Linked DNA regions of Homo sapiens: region 1 is linked to region 2. Evidence: chromatin contacts called from ENCODE Hi-C or POLR2A ChIA-PET data. All regions are on one chromosome and are shown on one strand. Each heading gives the region's core, a stretch centred on a gene start or an enhancer-like site at or near the end of the contact. The rest is flanking DNA. Distances are from core to core; before and after follow the strand shown.

Region 1 (3,699 bases), core at 651-3,150, 73 kb after region 2:
CTGGACACTTTCACTCTGTAAGTGGTAACGACCTGTTGAGTTTCTTTGTGTGTTGGGAGTGGGATGATCAGGGCTACACTTCAGAGTTACACTTCAGAGTTGCAGCAGGTGAGACAGGGAAGACTGGTGGGGCTGGGAGAGGGGTCAGCATGAGCTAGGAACACAGGCAGTAGGACTTGGTGACTGGTCAGGTATGGGGTGGGGGATGGTGGTAGGAAGAAGTCAGGAATGACTAAGAGGCTTTAGGTCTTAGTCATTCAACAAAATTTATTCCATTCACTTATTTAACAAACGTAAGATTCAGGCCTGCTGTATGCCTCATGCAGCACCAGGACCTGGGGATTCAGAGAGGAAAACTGCGGTCAGACAATTATTATGCAGTAGAGGGATCATGGGTGTGTTAGACCCTTCTCTGCTTTACTACAGATCCTCTCCGCCTCACCTGCCTCTTCTTCCAGCTGTCTGGAAACCATATGGATCAATTTCACATGGGTGCAGCTGACTGCATCTGACTTCCCCTAGGATTTCCCTAAGGAAGCAGTGGTAGAACCCTGCTCAGTACTTTCCCCAACACATGGGCAACCTTAAAGTGTGGGCCTAATGCAACACATGGCAAACCTCTGTTCAGTGGGTTTGTCTCCACCCCTGTCCCACTCCCCTGGTGGTTCTGAGATCTGGATGATAGGGCTACTCAAGGGTGTGGTCCTGTGGATTGAGCAGCCAGTGACACTTAGCAGTGTCCTGCTTGATGACACATCTTCCTATTGAGTCTGTCTCCTTACCTGTCTTTCTCACCTCATTCCCTATTGTTGCCCCTAAGACTATACACTCTATTGATGTGTTAGCACATCAGCCTTTGCCTCAGGCCTGCTTCCTGGAGAATCCAGACTGAGCCAATGATTCCGGTTTGAAATGTAGCTTTCCTCATTCTACAATAGTATGACATTCAGACCAAGCCTGGAGCATCAAAGTTAGTAGGTATCCTTCACTGCTAGAACAAGTATATGTGTGTAGGGAAAAACATTCTGACATTTGATAGTATTCTTGCCAGCATTTATAGGGATTTTTAAAAATTCCTGTGGTTTCCTGTGTGTGAGTCTTGTCTACCTGGATAGACCTTTCCCTCCAGACCTTGTGCCTTGCAACATTTAGGACAACGTTAGGCAGGCAAGAGATGCTGGAAAACATCTGCCATGTTGAACTGAAGTTGTTCTTTCTTATTTTTCTGGATTCTACCTTGTCTTTTGCTGATTCACTTTATCTACAAACTAGTTTCCAAAAGGGCATTTTCTTCCTCTCCTTGTGCTGCCTGTGCATGGTGAAATACAGCACCAATGGAAACTTACACTGAGCATGAAAGCATGACCACTTTCCAACAGACACAACGGTTTATCCAAAGAGCTCTCCTCTCCAGACAGTGGCTCTGAAGGCCCTGCTTGGGAAATATCCAAGCTTGTTGCTACTATCATGTCCCTATGTCCTCCTATGTTTCCAAGACATCCTGCCTCCCATCCCCCACCACCACTGACAAACTGTGACAGCCCCCCAGTTTTATTTGAATTTTCTATCAGAAAGGAAATTAAAATGTGGAAAGAAACAGTTAATCAAGGACTTCCCTGTCACTAACTTGTCTGTCTTCTTCCCTGCCCCCTAAAATAGTCTCAAGATTTTAGGAAAATAAAAAATTACTACACACATACTCACACATGTTGGGGTCCCTATTTTAATATGTATAGCAGCCTTTAACCCAGTGGGTTCTGTGGGAGTGGGAGGGGGCAGCTAAAATGATGGTGGCCTTTTGCTCTGCCTCCCATGTCGGGCTCAGGCAGGAGAGCTGAGAGTGTGGAGGTGTTGAGTTCAGGACAGCCAGGGCACTTCAGCTGGTTAAAGAGAGTGAAAGGTGCCCTCTGACAGCTGGGTCTGGGAGCTGTCAAGGCATGGATAGAGCTGCTCTGTGTAGCAGCTAAGCTTTCAAAGGGAAACACCTCTGGCTTTTCAAACATGCACTTTCTGCTTCCTTTCCCTGGCACCTACTTAGACCCTGCCATTCTAAGCCCCCATGCTCATTCCTTCCAACACTTTCCATCCACCCCACTGACTTTCCCTTCCCATACAACAGAGCACTGGGTCATGGAGGTTGTGAGATATGACTCGCCCTCCCAACTATACTCTGGGACATCAGAGAGTACATCTGACGTTACTTTTCTGTTGCCCTCTGTCCCTAGCACATGAGTCACAGGATTTTATAATGGTGAGGAGCCCCTAGCAATCACATTTAACTCTTATTTTCCAGGAAACTGAGCCTGGAAGGAGCAAGAGTCCTAGAACCTCAGGGCTGAGCAGTCATCTAGCCTAACCTAATTGCTGCTATGATCTCTCCACTGCCTGCCAATGGTCTTCCACCTTCTTCTGAGCATTTCCACTGGCAAAGCAGCAGAGTGGTTAAGTGGACTCGGCCTGGTTTCATGGATCTTTGGGTCAGATCTTAGCCTTGCTACTTAACCTCTTTGAGCTTGTTTCCTCATCTGTAAAAGCATCTAACACATAGGATTACTGTGAAGATTAAATGAAGCAAGGCATGTAAAGCACTTAGTATAATAGCTTAATAAAGTGATTGCTGAATAAATATTAGATATGCTTATGCCATTTCCCAATACAGCCCAGCCTATCATTAGGTAGCTCTGTTAGAAATGTTTTAGTTTTCTTTTAGCTGAAATCTTTGCTCCTAGAATTTCCATCTTGTTTGAGTTGCCCAAAGTCACCCAGTGAGTTAGAGTTGGTGACAGAGGTGAGACCAGAACCCAGTTCATTCCACAAGGCAGGCTGTCTCTGAAATACTTGCTGCATGAATGAAATGGACTACAATTTGCCATAATAAACAGCTGTTATCATTATTCCCATTTTAGAAGCTGAGACAACAAAGTGGTTTTCCCAAGGCCTCAGAGCTAGTTAGTGATAGAATCAGTTACAATCCCATGTTTCCTTCTAGTTTGATGTTCTGTCCCATCACAGGTGCAGCTTTAATGAGATTCTCTGTGCTCCTTCTATCTTAGCAGGCCAGAGAGAAGGATGTGTAGATGAAGATAGACAGCAGCCTGCTACGAGGTCCCCTGCACATACTTTCCCATGCTACAGGACCAGGGTTAAAGGACAGGAATAGTTCTGACCTGTAAGTGTACTTGCATCAAAACTGCAAACACATTTTGCTCCCAGAGAGCCTATCTTGTAGGGATGATGGCTCAAAGTATGGGGTACTCCAGTGGAAGCATCCTGGGGAGTCAAGGACAAGATAAGTACCCTGAGCACCTGAGGGGACAGCTGGAAGATTGTTTAAAAGGGCATTTACCAATTCTATGGCACAAGGGTGGATTGAGCACAGGCTGAACCTCACACTTTCATTCCACATTATATATATGATATGGTTAGGCTTTGTGTCCCCACTCAAATCTTATCTTGAATTGTAATTCCAATAATCCCCATAAATCCCCATGTGTCAAAGGAGAGACCAGGTGGAGGTAATTGAATCATGGGGGCAGTTCCCTCATGCTGTTCTTGTGACAGTGAGTGAGTTCTCACAAGATCTGAGAGTTTTATAAGGCGCTCTTCCCCCTTTGCTCGGCACTTCTCCTTCCTGCCACCTTGTGAAGAAGGTGCCTTGCTTCCCCTTCCACCATGATTGTAAGTTTCCCGAGGCCTCCC
Region 2 (3,937 bases), core at 1,342-3,841:
GGTAGACCTCCATCTGCCTGGAAGAGGCTTTTTTGGCTTTGAGAAGGCCATTTCTGGCTGAGTTAAATCCACTACCTGGAAGGGGCCATTGGTATAGGAATACATCAATCAGGCTGGGAGACCCTTCACAGTTGTTTTCACTCACTCCTTTATACACTGGACAAGGCCTGGGAAGATGAGAGTGACCAGGGTTCAATAGCAGGTCTAGGGAAGCAAGATCCAAGGCTAGGGTGGTTTTCCCATGGGTGGATGAAAAAAAAGAACATCCCCTCCATCTTTCCAGCCTTAGAGCAGGGCAGTGCTTGGGCAGCTGCCCCAGCCCAAGTTTAGCCCAAGTTTCCAAGTTTAGCAGAAGTCATCTATCAGTGACCAGGGGACAGGGTTAGTGGTGGCTCTAGAATTTCCATACTGGGGTAGCACTTAGGGACAAGAATCAGATTGGCGGGTGCTGTGGTCTGAATGTTTATATACTCCCTAAACTCATGTTGAAATCTAATCACCAATGTGCCGGTATGAGGAGTTGGGGCTTTGGGAGGTGATTAGGTCATGAAGATGGAGCCCTCATGAATTGCATTAATATTCTTATGAAAGAGGCCCTAGAGAGTTGCCTTGGACTGCCTGCCATGTGAGAATACAGTTAGAAGGAAACAGAAAGAAGCTCTCACTAGACACTGACTCTGCTGGTGCCTTGATGTTGGACCTCAGCCTCCAGAACTGTAAGAAATAAATTTTTATTGTGTATAAGCCATGCAATCAATGGCATTTTGTTATAGCAGCCCAAAAAGACAAAGACAGAGTGGGTGTTAGGATTCTTGTCTTGAAGCTGCTTTTGCATAGCAAGCACTCTGTTTTTACTTAGATTGTACAGCATAGATCAATCAACAAAGCAGTACTTTAAAAATAAACTTTTAGGCCAGGCGTGGTGGCTCATGCCTGGTAATCCCATCACTCTGGGAGGCCGAGGCAGGTGGATCACCTGAGGTCAGGAGTTCGAGACCAGCCTGGCCAACATAGTGAAACCTTGTCTCTACTAAAAAATATAAAAATTAGCCGGGTATGGTGGTGCACACCTGTAGTCCTAGAGGGAGACTGAGGCAGGAGAATCGCTTGAACCCGGTGGGCAGAGGTTGCAGAGAGCTGAGATTGTACCACTGCACTCCAGCCTGGGTGACAGAGCAAGACTCCATGTCAAAAAACAAAACAACAACAAAAAACTTCTATTCATGTTTTATGTAAGGTTTAGAAAATGGCAGTTGTCCACATAGGTGGGAGAAGCGCTGATGGAGATGAAGAGTATTGAACTTCAAGCTATTCCTCAGCAGTTGGACCATGTAGAACCTGGGGCAGAGAATCGATGCCTGGGATTATTCCTGGGCTTTAGCCCCAGCCTGAAATGTGACTCAGGGACAGGAATCCAGTGTCCCAGGTGCAGAAAATGTTTAGTCCTCTCTGGAGAACTGGGAAACTAGAATAAAGCTTAATCAGAAGCCCAATTCAAGAGGAGCTACAACTCAGGGAACAATTCAGGAGCCCAGGAGTCAGCCCCACTCTATCTAAGGCAGTGTTGGTCCTGTTCCTTCACTCAGCATTTACTAAGCATCTACCTTTTGCTAGACATGGGGCACTGTACAGGGGGTCAAAGATAGATTAGTTAAGATCCTGACCTCAAAGACATGCAGGTATATGGAGAGAGTGATCAAAATTAAGTACCAGATTGGGGTGGGAAGTGTAATAATAACAGCAACCATTTATTGAGTACTTACTATGTTTCAGGTCTGGTACTAAGCTCTTTATACATATTATCTCACTCCTCACAATAACCCCAAGAGGTAGGTATTTATTGTTCCCATTTTACTGCAAGATGATATGACTTGTTCAACGTCACATAGCTAGACTCCAAAGCTCGTGCTTGTGCAAACATACTTTCAGCCTCTCAGGATGGATCTGAGAAATGGAGCAGGGCTAAAAAGAGGGAAATGGTTAATTGAAGGGCTGGAATATAGTATTCAGAGGCAGGAATTGACTGGCCTCTTTAACTGATGCTAACTGATGTATATTTTCCATACCATTCTTATCCCCCTAAGAGTTAATTCTGATAAAGACAGGTAAGAGCTTGGGCCCTGCAGTGATGAAAATGGAAGTAGGGGAAGAGGGAAGCCAGTGATGGGGAGGAGATGTAGGAGGAAAAAAAAAAAAAACACACATGTGTTTGAGACACGCAATTTTGCTAGACTTACAGTTTGTCAAGGGCTGGCCGTGGCTATAGATAAGACTTATCCAGCAATTGAGAATTTGAGAATTAAGCCAGCTAAGATGGGTGTCACTGTGCTTCTTAGCCTGGTCAAGCTGGAGCCATTCCATTTGTGGAAGAAGGGGAAGCTCTAGAGAATTCTCAGTGGATTTATTAGCTCTATGAAGAATGGTGTTAACTAAAGGGAAACAATTGTTCAGGTCACACAGTCTGGACTTCAATGTCAGATTTATTAAGTAATTAACTGTGACTCACTCAATGAACATCTGCTAGTTGAATTGTTTATTGGAAGGCACAGTCCTTGCCCTCAAGCAGCCTGTCTCTGAGATGGTAGGAAGGTAGGGCAGAGGGGAATGGGGATAACCAGTCTTTCTGCTTTGGCTAAAGGATGTAAGAAATGAGATAAAAATGAGCCACAGCATTAAACTACCCCAAACAAAATAATGATATGGCAATTTGACTTATTTCTCAACCTTGCATCTGTTTATGTTTCTATTTTTGGAGGATTCTCCCTCCATTCACATCACTTGGACATACTGACCACTTTCCAGGCATCTCAGCTCAGCAACACCCAGAGTGTGTGTCATAAGATCTGTGGGTCTGAGGAAATGGCAACACATGCAACAAAGGACTAAAATGTTCCAGGCTACTTGGCAAAGAAAGGTCAGCCCATGACCGAATGGGACTTAACATTGTTGGCAACAACTCTAAAAACCCTTAGTGATCAGCGAATGAAGAAGGTGTCTGTGATGACTATGCTGTTTCCAACAGTCCCAATGTCAAATTATCCAGGACTTTTTGCTGAGTTTTCTTTCTTTTGATGTAATTTCATTCTTTAAAAAGATAGTTCTTTACATACATAACTGAATGTATCTTAATTATTTTGCCTTTGAAGGACTTGTCACATAAATAAATTAACATATCTGAAAAGAAAAAAACCCATCCGTATGGTGAGGCCATGCATTCCAGTCTTTGGTTTTGGAAAATTTGGTTATGGGAGAGTTAGGAAATCAAAATCCTTTCTTGTTGTACCTAGAAGAGGCAGCTCCTTGTCAGCAATGTAGTTTAGGGGAGAGTAGAAGTTAGAAATGGGATCTAGGAGTTTTGACACAGTGGCTTCCCAGAGCAAGTTCTGGGATTACAGTCAGGTTGAGAGAAGTTGGAAAGGGACCTAACAAATATCCATGGAGCCTCTCCCTTGTGCCTGGCTCTGACCAGGTGCTTCACATGCAACTTCATTTGATCCTCACTTCTGCCCTCTGAGGTGGGCATTATTAATCCAAGTTATAGATAAAGTCACTGAGGCCCACTATTAGTACCCTTTGAAAAGAACAAACAGTGGATTTCAAAAGTTCAAAATTTCTTTTATACAAAGCATACCTATTAAAAAATACATTTTTCTAGTGCAAAAAGAAAGATGTCAGGGAAAGATTAGCTTGCTTAGAAGAGATAAGCCCTCATTCTCTGCTCACGCCACAATTCTCACTCTTTCCCCAGTAAATCCACAGGTGATACGTCATTGGCTTCATGAGAGCTTTGGAGATGATCTTACATTTGCACCTTCTTCACACCCTAAAGGGAGCTTTGAATCTCCCCCACGGTTCCCATATCTTGCATGTGAGTTATTTGAGATAACTCTCTGGAATTAGCTGATAAATCTTTCCTGGAAGCTTCTGCTTTGACTCA

The links. A loop is a pair of places that touch in the nucleus more often than their neighbours do. ChIA-PET counts read pairs that join two places held with the same protein, here RNA polymerase II (POLR2A). Pooled maps may share reads with other maps.
Region 1: a map of heart left ventricle shows a loop between it and region 2 (4-fold over the local background). The contact joins two enhancer-like sites. A Hi-C loop is called at or near these places in 16 of 168 maps with a recorded cell type or tissue (HepG2, PC-9, Right ventricle myocardium inferior and 5 more) and 13 of 50 pooled maps. POLR2A ChIA-PET finds 5 or more read pairs at or near these places in 2 of 52 experiments (PC-9 and WTC11).

What each region holds. Positions count from the first base shown.
Region 1 is chr1:147,747,357-147,751,055 of GRCh38, reverse strand. The region is part of intron 1 of LOC102723321 (a long non-coding RNA gene); the gene reads right to left. Among named protein-coding and RNA genes, the nearest start is that of GJA5, 11 kb to the left of the region's middle. RefSeq lists an enhancer at 1-2,478. Within about 2 kb of position 1,900, at least 3 of the 41 ENCODE cell types and tissues checked have a DNase peak (open chromatin) inside an H3K27ac peak, as active enhancers do.
Region 2 is chr1:147,820,990-147,824,926 of GRCh38, reverse strand. No RefSeq gene overlaps it. Among named protein-coding and RNA genes, the nearest start is that of GJA5, 62 kb to the right of the region's middle. Within about 2 kb of position 2,591, at least 2 of the 41 ENCODE cell types and tissues checked have a DNase peak (open chromatin) inside an H3K27ac peak, as active enhancers do.